Linked DNA regions of Homo sapiens: regions 1, 3 and 4 are each linked to region 2. The links are chromatin contacts, found by Hi-C or POLR2A ChIA-PET in ENCODE. All regions are on one chromosome and are shown on one strand. Each heading gives the region's core, a stretch centred on a gene start or an enhancer-like site at or near the end of the contact. The rest is flanking DNA. Distances are from core to core; before and after follow the strand shown. Region 1 holds the start of KLHL41 (kelch like family member 41). Region 2 holds the start of UBR3 (ubiquitin protein ligase E3 component n-recognin 3). Region 3 holds the start of MYO3B (myosin IIIB). Region 4 has its middle 23 kb from the start of MYO3B.

Evidence for each region. A loop is a pair of places that touch in the nucleus more often than their neighbours do. ChIA-PET counts read pairs that join two places held with the same protein, here RNA polymerase II (POLR2A). Pooled maps may share reads with other maps.
Region 1: a map of gastrocnemius medialis shows a loop between it and region 2 (2.0-fold over the local background). The contact joins the promoter of KLHL41 here to the promoter of UBR3 in region 2. A Hi-C loop is called at or near these places in 1 of 168 maps with a recorded cell type or tissue (gastrocnemius medialis) and 2 of 50 pooled maps. POLR2A ChIA-PET finds 5 or more read pairs at or near these places in 1 of 52 experiments (endothelial cell of umbilical vein).
Region 3: a loop to region 2 is called in a map with no recorded cell type, with 6 times the contacts of the local background. The contact joins the promoter of MYO3B here to the promoter of UBR3 in region 2. A Hi-C loop is called at or near these places in 5 of 37 single-sample maps with no recorded cell type and 4 of 50 pooled maps. POLR2A ChIA-PET finds 5 or more read pairs at or near these places in 1 of 52 experiments (GM12878).
Region 4: a map of endothelial cell of umbilical vein shows a loop between it and region 2 (4-fold over the local background). The contact joins the enhancer-like site here to the promoter of UBR3 in region 2. A Hi-C loop is called at or near these places in 1 of 168 maps with a recorded cell type or tissue (endothelial cell of umbilical vein) and 4 of 50 pooled maps. POLR2A ChIA-PET finds 5 or more read pairs at or near these places in 2 of 52 experiments (Panc1 and endothelial cell of umbilical vein).

Annotation. Positions count from the first base shown.
Region 1 is chr2:169,508,345-169,511,044 of GRCh38, forward strand. It overlaps KLHL41 (kelch like family member 41), which reads left to right and starts at 1,358. Exons shown (of 6, transcript NM_006063.3): 1 at 1,358-2,544. The coding sequence starts at 1,435.
Region 2 is chr2:169,825,697-169,828,704 of GRCh38, forward strand. UBR3 (ubiquitin protein ligase E3 component n-recognin 3) reads left to right here and starts at 1,758. Exons shown (of 39, transcript NM_172070.4): 1 at 1,758-2,356. The coding sequence starts at 1,812. RefSeq lists silencers at 1,552-2,111, 2,372-2,501.
Region 3 is chr2:170,176,897-170,179,754 of GRCh38, forward strand. MYO3B (myosin IIIB) reads left to right here and starts at 1,251. Exons shown (of 35, transcript NM_138995.5): 1 at 1,251-1,393. The coding sequence starts at 1,392.
Region 4 is chr2:170,153,835-170,156,637 of GRCh38, forward strand. No RefSeq gene overlaps it. Among named protein-coding and RNA genes, the nearest start is that of MYO3B, 23 kb to the right of the region's middle. RefSeq lists a silencer at 1,690-1,739. Within about 2 kb of position 1,422, at least 3 of the 41 ENCODE cell types and tissues checked have a DNase peak (open chromatin) inside an H3K27ac peak, as active enhancers do; they include endothelial cell of umbilical vein, where a contact is called at or near this core.

The sequences.
Region 1 (2,700 bases), core at 108-2,607, 320 kb before region 2:
ATCGCGAGGTCAGCAGTTCGAGACCAGCCTGGCCAACATGATGAAACCCTGTCTCTACTAAAAATACAAAAATTAGCCAGGCATGGTGGCGGGTGCCTGTAATCCCAGCTACTCGGGAGGCTGAGGCAAGAGAATTGCTTGAACCCGGGAGGCAGAAGTTGCAGTGAGCCGAGACTGCGCCATTGTACTCCAGCCTGGGTGACAGAGCGAGACTCTGTCTCAAAAATAAATAAATAAATGAAAGTATTTAATGAAGTATATTATACCATCTATATATAAACAAAGGACCGATTTTCTTTCAAATCATTACTTCTACCTCCATAATTAATATGGTATTCTATTATAATCAACAGCCTACGTTATGTCCCCAGTTATATACTCTTTAAAAAAAGGGGGGGCTGTTCTCTATGACCATTGTAGGAGTTCATCTTGATTTTGCTGTGTTTAGTGATAACATTGTTCTCATGGGGTTATATCTGTTCTATTTTTCACGTTTTATTTAATGAATGATAATTTTTGATATTTAAAATTACAGATTATCTTTTGTGATCTTATTTGAATGTGTGTGGACTTTTTCGTTCCCTAGATTGACTTTTAATTATTTTTTCTGGCTCTGTGATTCCTTTTAACCTTTTGCTTTTATTTTACCTTATTATCGTTTGCCACATTAGATCATTTGTATGACAAGGCAGGATATGAATAAATAATTTTATAATTTAATTCAATATTAATTACAGTTTTTCCATGTAAGAATAATTTGGAATGTTTTAGAAAATTAGCAATTCCTCTGCATTTCTTTTTTCAATTATCATGGCAACATTAAAGGTTTTGTAAAACTAGTACAGAAGTAAACATCTTTAAGTTTACTACTTCTAAAAGAAATATCTATATCCCACTGTTCTGAGTAGAAAGTAAAAATTTGTATGTTAACAATTATTGGAAATGAGATCTTGCTTATGAGTATTCAAATGAACACATCTCATATTCTTGACCTTTGCATCATTAATTCAGAGAGCCAAGTAGCTTGACACTAGAACATATTTAGAGGAGTGACTCATTTTTATGATTCATTTTTCTGTTAATTCAATAAACATTTTCTTGTAGTAGCCTTTATTAGTATATCTTCTAATGTGTTATGTATTTTTAAGCTTTCAACTTCACTTAAATGTCTTGTTTCTTAGCTGTTTCCCTAGTGATTAAAAGTTCCAGTTGTTACTTTCAATCTATAACAGCTGCAAGAACAACTCTTCTTTCCAAGCCAGCTCTCCTAAATTCCCGTTGTTAGAGTTGGTATCTATATTTAGCTAGTGGGATTAAATTGCAAAGGCTTCAAGCTGGGCAAAGCACACTGATCTGCCTTTTTACAGCTAGACCTGTGTGCTGCAAGGAGCTAAGGCCTTCAGTGTCCCCTTCCTTACCCAGGTTTCTCACAGAATGGATTCCCAGCGGGAACTTGCAGAGGAACTGCGGCTTTACCAATCCACCCTTCTTCAGGATGGTCTAAAAGATCTCCTGGATGAGAAAAAATTCATCGATTGCACCCTAAAAGCAGGTGACAAAAGTCTTCCTTGCCACAGATTGATTTTGTCAGCTTGTAGTCCTTACTTCCGTGAGTACTTTTTATCTGAAATTGATGAGGCGAAAAAAAAGGAGGTAGTGCTAGACAATGTGGATCCTGCTATACTTGATTTAATCATCAAATACCTGTACTCTGCCAGTATTGATCTCAATGACGGAAATGTGCAAGATATTTTTGCATTGGCCAGCCGCTTTCAGATCCCCTCAGTGTTTACTGTCTGCGTTTCTTATCTTCAGAAAAGACTTGCTCCTGGTAACTGTCTAGCCATCCTAAGATTAGGACTTCTTCTTGACTGCCCGAGACTCGCCATTTCTGCCCGTGAATTTGTGTCTGATCGCTTTGTACAGATTTGTAAGGAAGAGGACTTTATGCAACTGTCTCCACAGGAACTGATCTCAGTCATTTCAAATGACAGCCTAAATGTAGAAAAAGAAGAAGCAGTATTTGAGGCAGTGATGAAATGGGTGCGAACAGACAAGGAAAACAGGGTTAAAAACCTTAGTGAAGTGTTTGATTGTATCCGTTTTCGCCTTATGACAGAAAAATATTTTAAGGATCATGTTGAGAAAGATGATATAATTAAAAGCAACCCAGACCTCCAGAAAAAAATCAAAGTTCTAAAAGATGCTTTCGCAGGCAAACTCCCAGAACCTAGCAAAAATGCCGCGAAGACTGGGGCTGGTGAGGTGAATGGTGATGTTGGTGATGAAGATTTACTTCCTGGTTACCTGAATGACATTCCCAGGCATGGAATGTTTGTAAAAGACCTCATCCTCTTGGTTAATGACACAGCAGCAGTGGCTTATGACCCCACGGAAAATGAATGCTACCTTACTGCACTGGCTGAGCAGATTCCCAGAAATCATTCCAGCATTGTTACCCAGCAAAATCAGATATATGTGGTAGGAGGACTATATGTGGATGAAGAAAATAAGGATCAACCTCTACAGTCATACTTCTTCCAGGTAAGAAGGACTTTTTGTATATGTAGTTGCTTAAAGGGAAGGCTGTTACTCACCATCCAGTTAGCCAATTTGTGAATTATTCAAGCTGCTTGCATTTTACTCTAATTGATGTCCTATTCCAGTCCCTTGCACTTTTGCTGTATAGAGCGTTGACAG
Region 2 (3,008 bases), core at 508-3,007:
TAGGTAGTGGTGTCAAATACTGGAAAGAGGTCGGGCTTCATAAAGTAGGAGCAGAAATTAAGTTGTAGCAGATTGTGGAGCGAATGGAAATTTAGGAAGAAGAAAGAGTAAATGTGAACAATTAAACGTGGCCCCGGAAGCGGTGGCTCACCCCTGTGATCCCAACATTTTGGGAGGCCGAGATGGGCGGATTGCTTGAGACGGGAGTTTGAGACCAGCCTGGGCAACATAAGGAGACCCTGTCTCTACTAAAAATACAAAAATTAGCTGGGTCTGATGACGCGAGCCTGTGGTCCCAGCTGCTCGGGTGGCTGGGGTGGGAAAATCGCTTGAGCCCGGGAGGCAAAGCTTCCAGTGATCTGAAATTGCGCCACTGCACTCCAGTCTGGTCGACAGTGAGACCCTGTCTCAAAAAAAAAAAAAAAAAAAAGAAAGAAGAAAAGAAAGAGAAAGAGAAAGGTGGCCTACGAAAAGAATGGTTGGATGCTTAGTAATGGGGGAAGCTTTATTATTTTTTCAATTATTTTTAAGACAGGAGGAGACAAATTCTGACAAGAATTGAGCTAATAGAAAGAGAGGGGTTAAAAATGCAAGAGGATATTGGATGGAGTTGGGATCCTGAGAAGGCAGGATCCAGTGGTTAAGTAAAAGGATTGCAGGATTGCGTTTAAGCCTGTGGATGGACACCTCTTTGCATTATTATAGGAAGAAGAAAAAGAGTGAATGGACGATGACGAAGTAGAGAAGTGTCTGAGGCTGCTACTTCTAGGAATAGCAGAATTCAAAGTTATCTGTTATGAGAATCAAATGAGTTAAAACATACAAAGTTTTAGCATGTAAAGTTAATACATAAAGTTTTATTTAGTTTATAATTTAGTGATTCGTAAAATTATTGAGCAAATTTAACTTATCACTGTTATATGATGATCGTGACATACTTAACTCATGTAGAAGACCAGGAATAACCTGTTTTAATTATGTTTCATTCATTTCAAACACAAGGTTATGGATTGGAAACACTCCTGTTCTTCTTTGTTGTTGTTGTTGTTGTTGTTGTTTTTAGAGACGGAGTCTCGCTTTGTCACCCAGGCTGGAGTGCAGTGGCGCGATCTCGGCTCACTACAACCCCCGCCTCCTGGGTTCAAGTGATTCTCCTGCCTCAGCCTCCGGAGTAGCTGGGATTACAGGCGTGCGCCACCATGCCCGGCTAATTTTTGTATTTTTAGTAGAGACAGGGTTTCACCATGTCAGCCAGGCTGATCTCAAACTCCTCACCTCAAGTAATCCGCCTGCCTCGGCCTCCCAAAGTGCTGGGATTACAGGCGTGAGCCACCGCGCCTGGCCTTCTGTTCTTCTTTGGATTGCTTTTCCTACAGTTTTTGTTTTCCTTAAGTTGGGGTTTCATTCTGTCGCCCGCTGGACTTTGATAACAGTAGGAATGTACATCTCAGACAAAATGCAGATGCCTAAAGTACATCTGAAAGATGATGTGAATAATTCCTGTAGTCTATGCAAATAAAGAAATAATTGCCCTTATTAAAGATTTCCTATAAGGTGAGTACTTTATTTCAGTAGCTCTTAACTTAGAAAGTTGGGAGCCTAGCTTGGTCCACAGGCGCCCAGGAGAGAGGGGCGGGAGGAAGGCTCTGCAGCCCGAGGGGGCGTGTGTAGGGGCGGGGCTGCGGGCGGAGGAGCGCGGACGCTCCGGGTATCGCGAGAGTTGGGCGGGCCGAGCAATCGCAGCAGTCTATTCCCTCACTCTCCCTGGAGGAGCCGCTGGCCCTGGACTCTCCAAATTCTGAGCTCTCATCATGGCGGCGGCGGCCGCGGCGGCCGTCGGGGGCCAGCAGCCGTCACAGCCCGAGCTGCCCGCGCCGGGGCTGGCCCTAGACAAGGCGGCCACCGCCGCGCACCTCAAGGCGGCCCTCAGCCGGCCGGACAACCGCGCAGGTGCTGAGGAGCTGCAGGCGCTGCTGGAGCGGGTGCTGAGCGCCGAGCGGCCGCTGGCCGCGGCTGCCGGCGGCGAGGACGCGGCGGCGGCCGGAGGCGGGGGCGGTCCGGGGGCGGCCGAGGAGGAGGCCCTGGAGTGGTGTAAGTGCCTTCTGGCGGGCGGCGGCGGCTACGACGAGTTCTGCGCGGCGGTGCGGGCCTACGATCCCGCGGCGCTCTGCGGCCTGGTCTGGACAGCCAACTTCGTGGCCTACCGCTGCCGGACGTGCGGCATCTCGCCCTGCATGTCGCTGTGCGCCGAGTGCTTCCACCAGGGCGACCACACCGGACACGACTTCAACATGTTCCGCAGCCAGGCCGGGGGCGCCTGCGACTGCGGGGACAGCAACGTGATGCGGGAGAGCGGGTGAGTGGAGCCCTCCCCGCGGGCGAGGCGACCCTGGGCCGGGGACGTCGCGGGAGGGCCTGGAGCGGAGCACTGGGAGCCCACTCTGAGCTGTCAAGGGGAGGGTGCGGGGGAGGGTGCAGCCACAGGGGGATGGAGGTGACTGAGCTGTCAGCGGTGGAAAGGGGGTGGGGAGGAGAAGGAGGGGAGAGGAGAGCGGAGAGCATGTTTAGGAAACCGGGCTGTGAATTTTGGGGAAGCCAGGGTGGGTAAATGATAGCGAGAAAAGAGCCAGTGTATGGGGTAGGAGGGGAGTGAGGGGAAATGATTTTTGGGGAAGCTCGTGTCGAGCTGTCAAGTGTGTACTTGTTGGGAAAGGCTGTAAAGCCTGGTTCTTGGGAAGAGACTTAGGTTGTGATTTGGATTGGCTGGGAGGGGATGTTATTGGGGACCGTATTGGCTCGCGGGATGATGAGAGCTGGGGAGGTGGTCTTGTACGTGCAGGGAAGGACGCTTGAGGAAAAGGTCTTCTGAACTGCCAGTGTGTCTGTCACTGTGAGAGAAGGAGCTCTTGAGGGTTGAGGGAGGAGGGAAGGGGAGGGGCCTGCATGAAAAGTGACTGTTGAGCTGTCAGTGGATTATTTGGTATGCTGGAATGACATTTAGAATTGGG
Region 3 (2,858 bases), core at 1-2,500, 350 kb after region 2:
ATGTGCAAATACTGTAGGAAATATAGGAAGATAGAACACATTATCCCCATTCTTAAGATTCTTATGACAGTAAATGGAAACACAAAGGCCATTATTGACTAGCGGGAGTAAGATCGCTGTCCTTTAAATCACCTTCTTCATATTTGCATTCTCTGTGTGCTGTTTCTTGGCTCTGGGTTTCTCTCCTGCCTCATCTACACTAATCCTTTTCACTTCTTCATTCAAAACTGTACCTAGATTTATCTGCTCCAGGAAGCATTCCCACTCAAGTCTTGGTCCTGGGTTGAACTGACTCCTCCTCAGAATTGATGGATATAGCTTATCCAGTGTTATTGCACAGTCTTCAACTATTTCACATGGGCCTATGTGTCATGTTAGCTGGCCAGAAAAGAAGCTTTCTGGGGACCCTACCCTCCTGTTTCTCACTTCCCCTCTCTCCCTTTTTTTTTTTTTTTTTTTTTTTTGAGATGGAGTCTTACTTTGTTGCCCAGCCTGGAGTGCAGTGGCAGAATCTCTACTCACTGCAACCTCCGTTTCCCAGGTTCAAACAATTCTCCTGCCTCAGCATCCCTGGTAGCTGGGATTACAGGCGCACACCACCATACCCTGCTAATTTTTGTATTTTTAGTAGAGATGGGGTTTCCCCATGTTGGCCAGGCTGGTCTCGAACTCCTGACCTCAGGTGATCCACGAGCCTTGGCCTCCCAAAGTACTGGGATTACAGGCGTGATCCACCATGCCCAGCACCACCCCCCCACCCCCTGCCTCCTCTTAACCTACTGTTCTGTATATAGCCCAGGGCATGCTACTGAATGAATAGTCACTGTTGAATAGTCACTGTTTCATTGCTTGGTAATTCAGATCAGAAACTCATGGTGTTTCCCCTGGGTTTATCTGCAGTTCAGAAAAGTGACCCTGACTACATGCTTTGATTATGCCCTTTGCTCACAAAAAGATGATTAGTTTTGATTGTGCAGCATTTGGAATGAAGGAATTTAATCTGGAATGAAGGAACTTTAAAAGGTTGGGGGAATATCACATTGGAACTGTTAAATGACATGCAAACAGGATCTGTGAGAATGGTTTTGATTCTGCTCTGTGTCCTGGTAGGAGACACTAAATAGATCAGGCTCACTACCAATTAGCATCATCTTAATCTTGCCTAATAGTGAAGCAAAGTCACCAAGGATTTGGTGGATTTATCAGCTCCTCCCACAATAGTCATCTGAGGCTAACACCTCTTGGAACCTAGATCGAAAGTCCTTTGGTAATGATGTGTCATACATTCTAGTCATCAAAGACACCATTTTCTGGGCCTGAAGTGTTCTGCTGGTTTTTGGAGGAATGAGAATCCAATCTCTCATAAGCCGGATTCAGAAAATAGGTCATCGATGTGAGTTGCAGTTATTTTCCTTCCAGCTTTCTTCTGTGCTTGCTTTAGATTGTTTTTCTGCAAAGGGCAGATGCAGCTGCCCTGGCTGGTGGGCAGTGGAGGGGGATGACAGCCACTCTGGCTTTGGGCCTCTGTCTGACATCACCCAGATTCCTGGGTCCTCTCAGTTAGCATTTGCCTTTTGTCTGGGTGGTTAAATTTCTCTTGAAGGAGTAGGATAAACACCCTCTTGAGTATTGCTTTTTACACAGACACACACCACACACACACACACACACACACACACATACACACAGCATAGTTCATAGTCACTTGATTTGCCACCTGCAGTTTATAATAGAATGGACCTGTGGGATTATAAACCACTTTATTTCTGCACAGAATTTCTCAGCTTGAGGCCAAATTGAAGGGCATTAGTCATCAGTAATTTGCAGATGTTTTTAATGTTTTTCACCCAAGAGAGGTTTCAGGCAGCTAAAGCTAAGATAAATTTCCTCATGCTTTGGTGGGGAAATGAAAAATCTGATCATTTAGTTAATCATTTGTAAGAGCTGTGGGTATGTATTGTTCCTTAGTGACTGCAATATCATGACAGATTTGTTAATTTGGTAACATGACAATGTAAACAATAGTAGATAAATTCCATTATGCCATGATTCTTTTCTTCCTCTCAGTAATTTTGTATATTCAAGGTTTAAAATCCATAGAACATTAGAGATGGAACTTAGAGATCAACCTAGAGATCATTGGATTCCTCTACCAAGCTCTGTCAAATGCCAGTCCTGAGTGTCTCCCCTGGAGCATCAGGATAAATAGCTAATGCATGGGGGGCTTAATAGGTGCAGCCAACCCACCATAGCACATGTTTATCTGTGTAACAAACCTGCACGTCCTGCACATGTAACCTGGAACTTAAAATAAAATAAAATTTAAAGAAAGGAAAAGAGTACATAATCAGTGGAACCATAAAGGTCAGTTCTAGTGGGAAAATTAGGAAAGGCCTCCTAGAAGAGAAGACATTTGAGCTATACTTGAACAGGCCCTATCTAGCAGCATCCAGATAGGTGGTTTGTGAAGAAGCCAGTTCCTACTCTTACGTCTTTACCATGGTTATGGTTTGAATGTCCCCTCCAAAGATCATGTTGAAATTTAATTGCCATTGTGAGAAGAAATGGGACCTTTAAGAGGTGACTAGGTCATGAGGGCTCTGCCCTTATGAATGGATTAATGCTGTTATTGTGGGAGACGGCTCCTAGTAAAAGGATAGGTTCAGTCTCCTTTTTCTCTCTCTTGAGCTCTCACTCTCTTGCCCTGTCTCACTATGTGAGACCTTCCACCATGTTATGATGCAGCAAGAAGGCCCTCACCAGATGTGGCCCCTTGATCTTGGACTTCCCAGCCTCCAGAACCATGAGCCAAATAAACTTCTATTGTTTATAAATGATGCAGTCTGTGGTATTCTGTT
Region 4 (2,803 bases), core at 172-2,671, 330 kb after region 2:
AATCTGATTCCAAACTTCCTCAGGTTGTTGGCAGAATTTATTTCCTTGTGGCTGCAGGACTGAAGCATAAGTTTCTTATTCACATACATTTGTCAATGTAGATGAAACAGACTAGGTCCTCAGAAAACCAGAAGTTACCAAAACTAACCCAAGACAAAATAGATAATCTGAATGATCTTATAATTATCAAAAGTAATTGAATCCATAATAAAAAATCTTTAAAAACTAGAGTTTCAGTAAGTCTATCAAATATTTAAAAAAGAAATCAATCCTCAACAATTTCTTTCAGGAAATAGAAGAGAAAGAAATACTTCCCAACTCATTTTATGAGGCTAGCATTACACTGAAAGCAAAACTAGACGAAGGCAGTAACAAGACAAGGAAACTGCAGGTCAATATCCTCATGACCATAGACACAAAACCCCCCAACAAATTATTAGCACAACAATCCAGCAATATAAAAAAAGAATACTACGCCACAACCAAGTGGAGTTTATCCTGAGAATGCAAAAATAGTTCAGTCTGTGAAAATCAATCAATGCAAGTCACCCTATTAATAGTCAAAAGAAAAAGCACATGATTATATCAATTGATGCAGAGAAAGCATTTAAAAAATTCAACATTCACTCATGAAAAAAAAACAGCGAACTAGGAATAGAAGGGAAATTATTATTATTTAATTATTTTTGAGACAGGGTCTTGCTCTGTTGCCCAGGCTAGAGTGCAGTGGCATAAACATGGCTCACTGCAGTCTTGACCTCCTGGGCTCAACCAATCCTTTTACCTCCACCTCCCAAGTAGCTGGAACCATAGGTGTATGCCACAATGCCCAGCAACTAATTTTTTAAGAAATTTTTTATAGAGATGAGGCCTTGCCATGTTGACCAGGGAGGTCTTGCACTCCTGGGCTCAAGCAAGTTTCCTGCCTCAGCCTCCCAAAGTGCTGGGATTACAGGCATGAGCCATTGTGCCTAGCTGTGGCTCATGCCTGTAATCTGTAATTCTTAAACCTGATAAAGGATACCTACAAAAAGCCTTGAATGTGGCAAAAACAACAAAGAGTTCTCAAATGCTGGGCAACACTGCACAGTACAATTGCTTTCCTTGTCCTAGTGTAGTGCAGCAATAAAATCCCAAGGCATCACCCTTTCCAAAATTGCGCTTATTGTTCCTGATAGTCTAGTGACCAGCAGTTGGCGAGAACATGAGTGCAACAAAAGTGAGCTCTGGATCTTTATTATGTAGCACTGGGATCGGGACTGCACACTCTGTGTCTTACTGTGACTACATCGTGCAGAAATGGGGTGGTGAAAAGAACATTAAGTTGGTGGAGAGGCACTTTGCTGAACAAGGATATAGGCGCTGATAACAAGGCTGTGCATCAGGAAGCTGGCAGTTAATCCGATCTTGGGCGCCTCCTGGGAACCAGAGCCAGCAATCAGCATCACGCAGAAAAACAGCAGGGATCTGGAAATGAGATTTCTGAAAGTCAGGAAGTTGGCAGTTGAGTCAGAGCTGCAGAACCAGCTGGAATAAGAACCTTTAGCTATCAGTACCAAGTAACAAAGCAGCAAGGAAGAGCTCACTAAAGGGACCATGGAGAGTTTTTTTCATTGTTTTTTTTTTTTAAATGAAGGGACTCAGAAATAAAAAACTTTGCTTAATTATTGTTACAGCCAGCCAGAGATTCGAAACAGCAGAGTCATAAAGAGAAATGTCTCATGAAGGTTATTCTCTCATGCAGACAAGTGCACTTGAATTTGTAGTCAGACACTTCTGCTTTTGAGCTTGTTTCTGTCAACCAGACTTTCCACACTTTCTTCTTAATGACTGGAACTTCTGACTTTCCCAAGCTTTTCCATGAGAAGTTGGGTCTCTCAGTCAGTTCAAGCAGAAAAAAAAAAGAAAAGTTTAACAATGAGGCAAAGTTGGAAGTATAATTTCAGGCGTTCTAATCTTCAGCACACACTTAAATTCCTGTCCTCCTCTGGAATTGCTAACAGAATGCGTCAGTTTAATTGCTCAAAGAATGTGTCAGTTAAAGCTTAGCTTAACTATAGTTCTGAAGTTGAGCTGCTCTGGTTCTCAAGATGCCCTAAGCAAAGAAAAGTACAGAATTTTGCAGAGGCAAAGAAGTGGTACGGAAAAGTCTCAGAAACAAGCCAGCTCTTCCTGGAAAGAAAAATCACTGGGTCTCTCGGTGGCCAACAGCAGAACTCCAGCTTTTTATTTGAGACTCACAGCCTTCAAAGCAGCACGTGTGATAGAGAGCACCCATTATGGACATCCGACGACCTGGGTTCAGACCCACATTTGCCCCTCTGAGATAGTGGTGATGGTGGACTCTTGATTCAGGCAGTCTGGATTCAAGGGGCAAGTCTGATATTTTCTTATTGTTGACCATGAGCAACTTAGTTCACCTCTTTGTGCATCAGTTTCCTTATCTATAAAACGAGATGATAAGCATATCTACCTTATAGAGTTGTTGTGAAGATTAAATGAATTCCTACTGCATGTGTAAAACGTCTGGAACCATACCTAGCTCATTGTAAGTGCTATATAAACGTTTGCTGTTATTATATACTAACTAGGTACTAGGATAATTTACCTGTCTGGTTTCAGCTTCCTTAGCTGTAAAGCTAGAGTGCTGGTTCTCAAAATGTGGTCTGGAGACCTCTAGCATCAAAATAACCTAGAGTATCAGTTTAAATAAAATCTCTTAGAGCATGGCCTGGAAAGGAGCTTATAAAAATGCTTTCAAAGTCATTCTTATGCATGTTTATCTAATCATAGGAGAACCCAC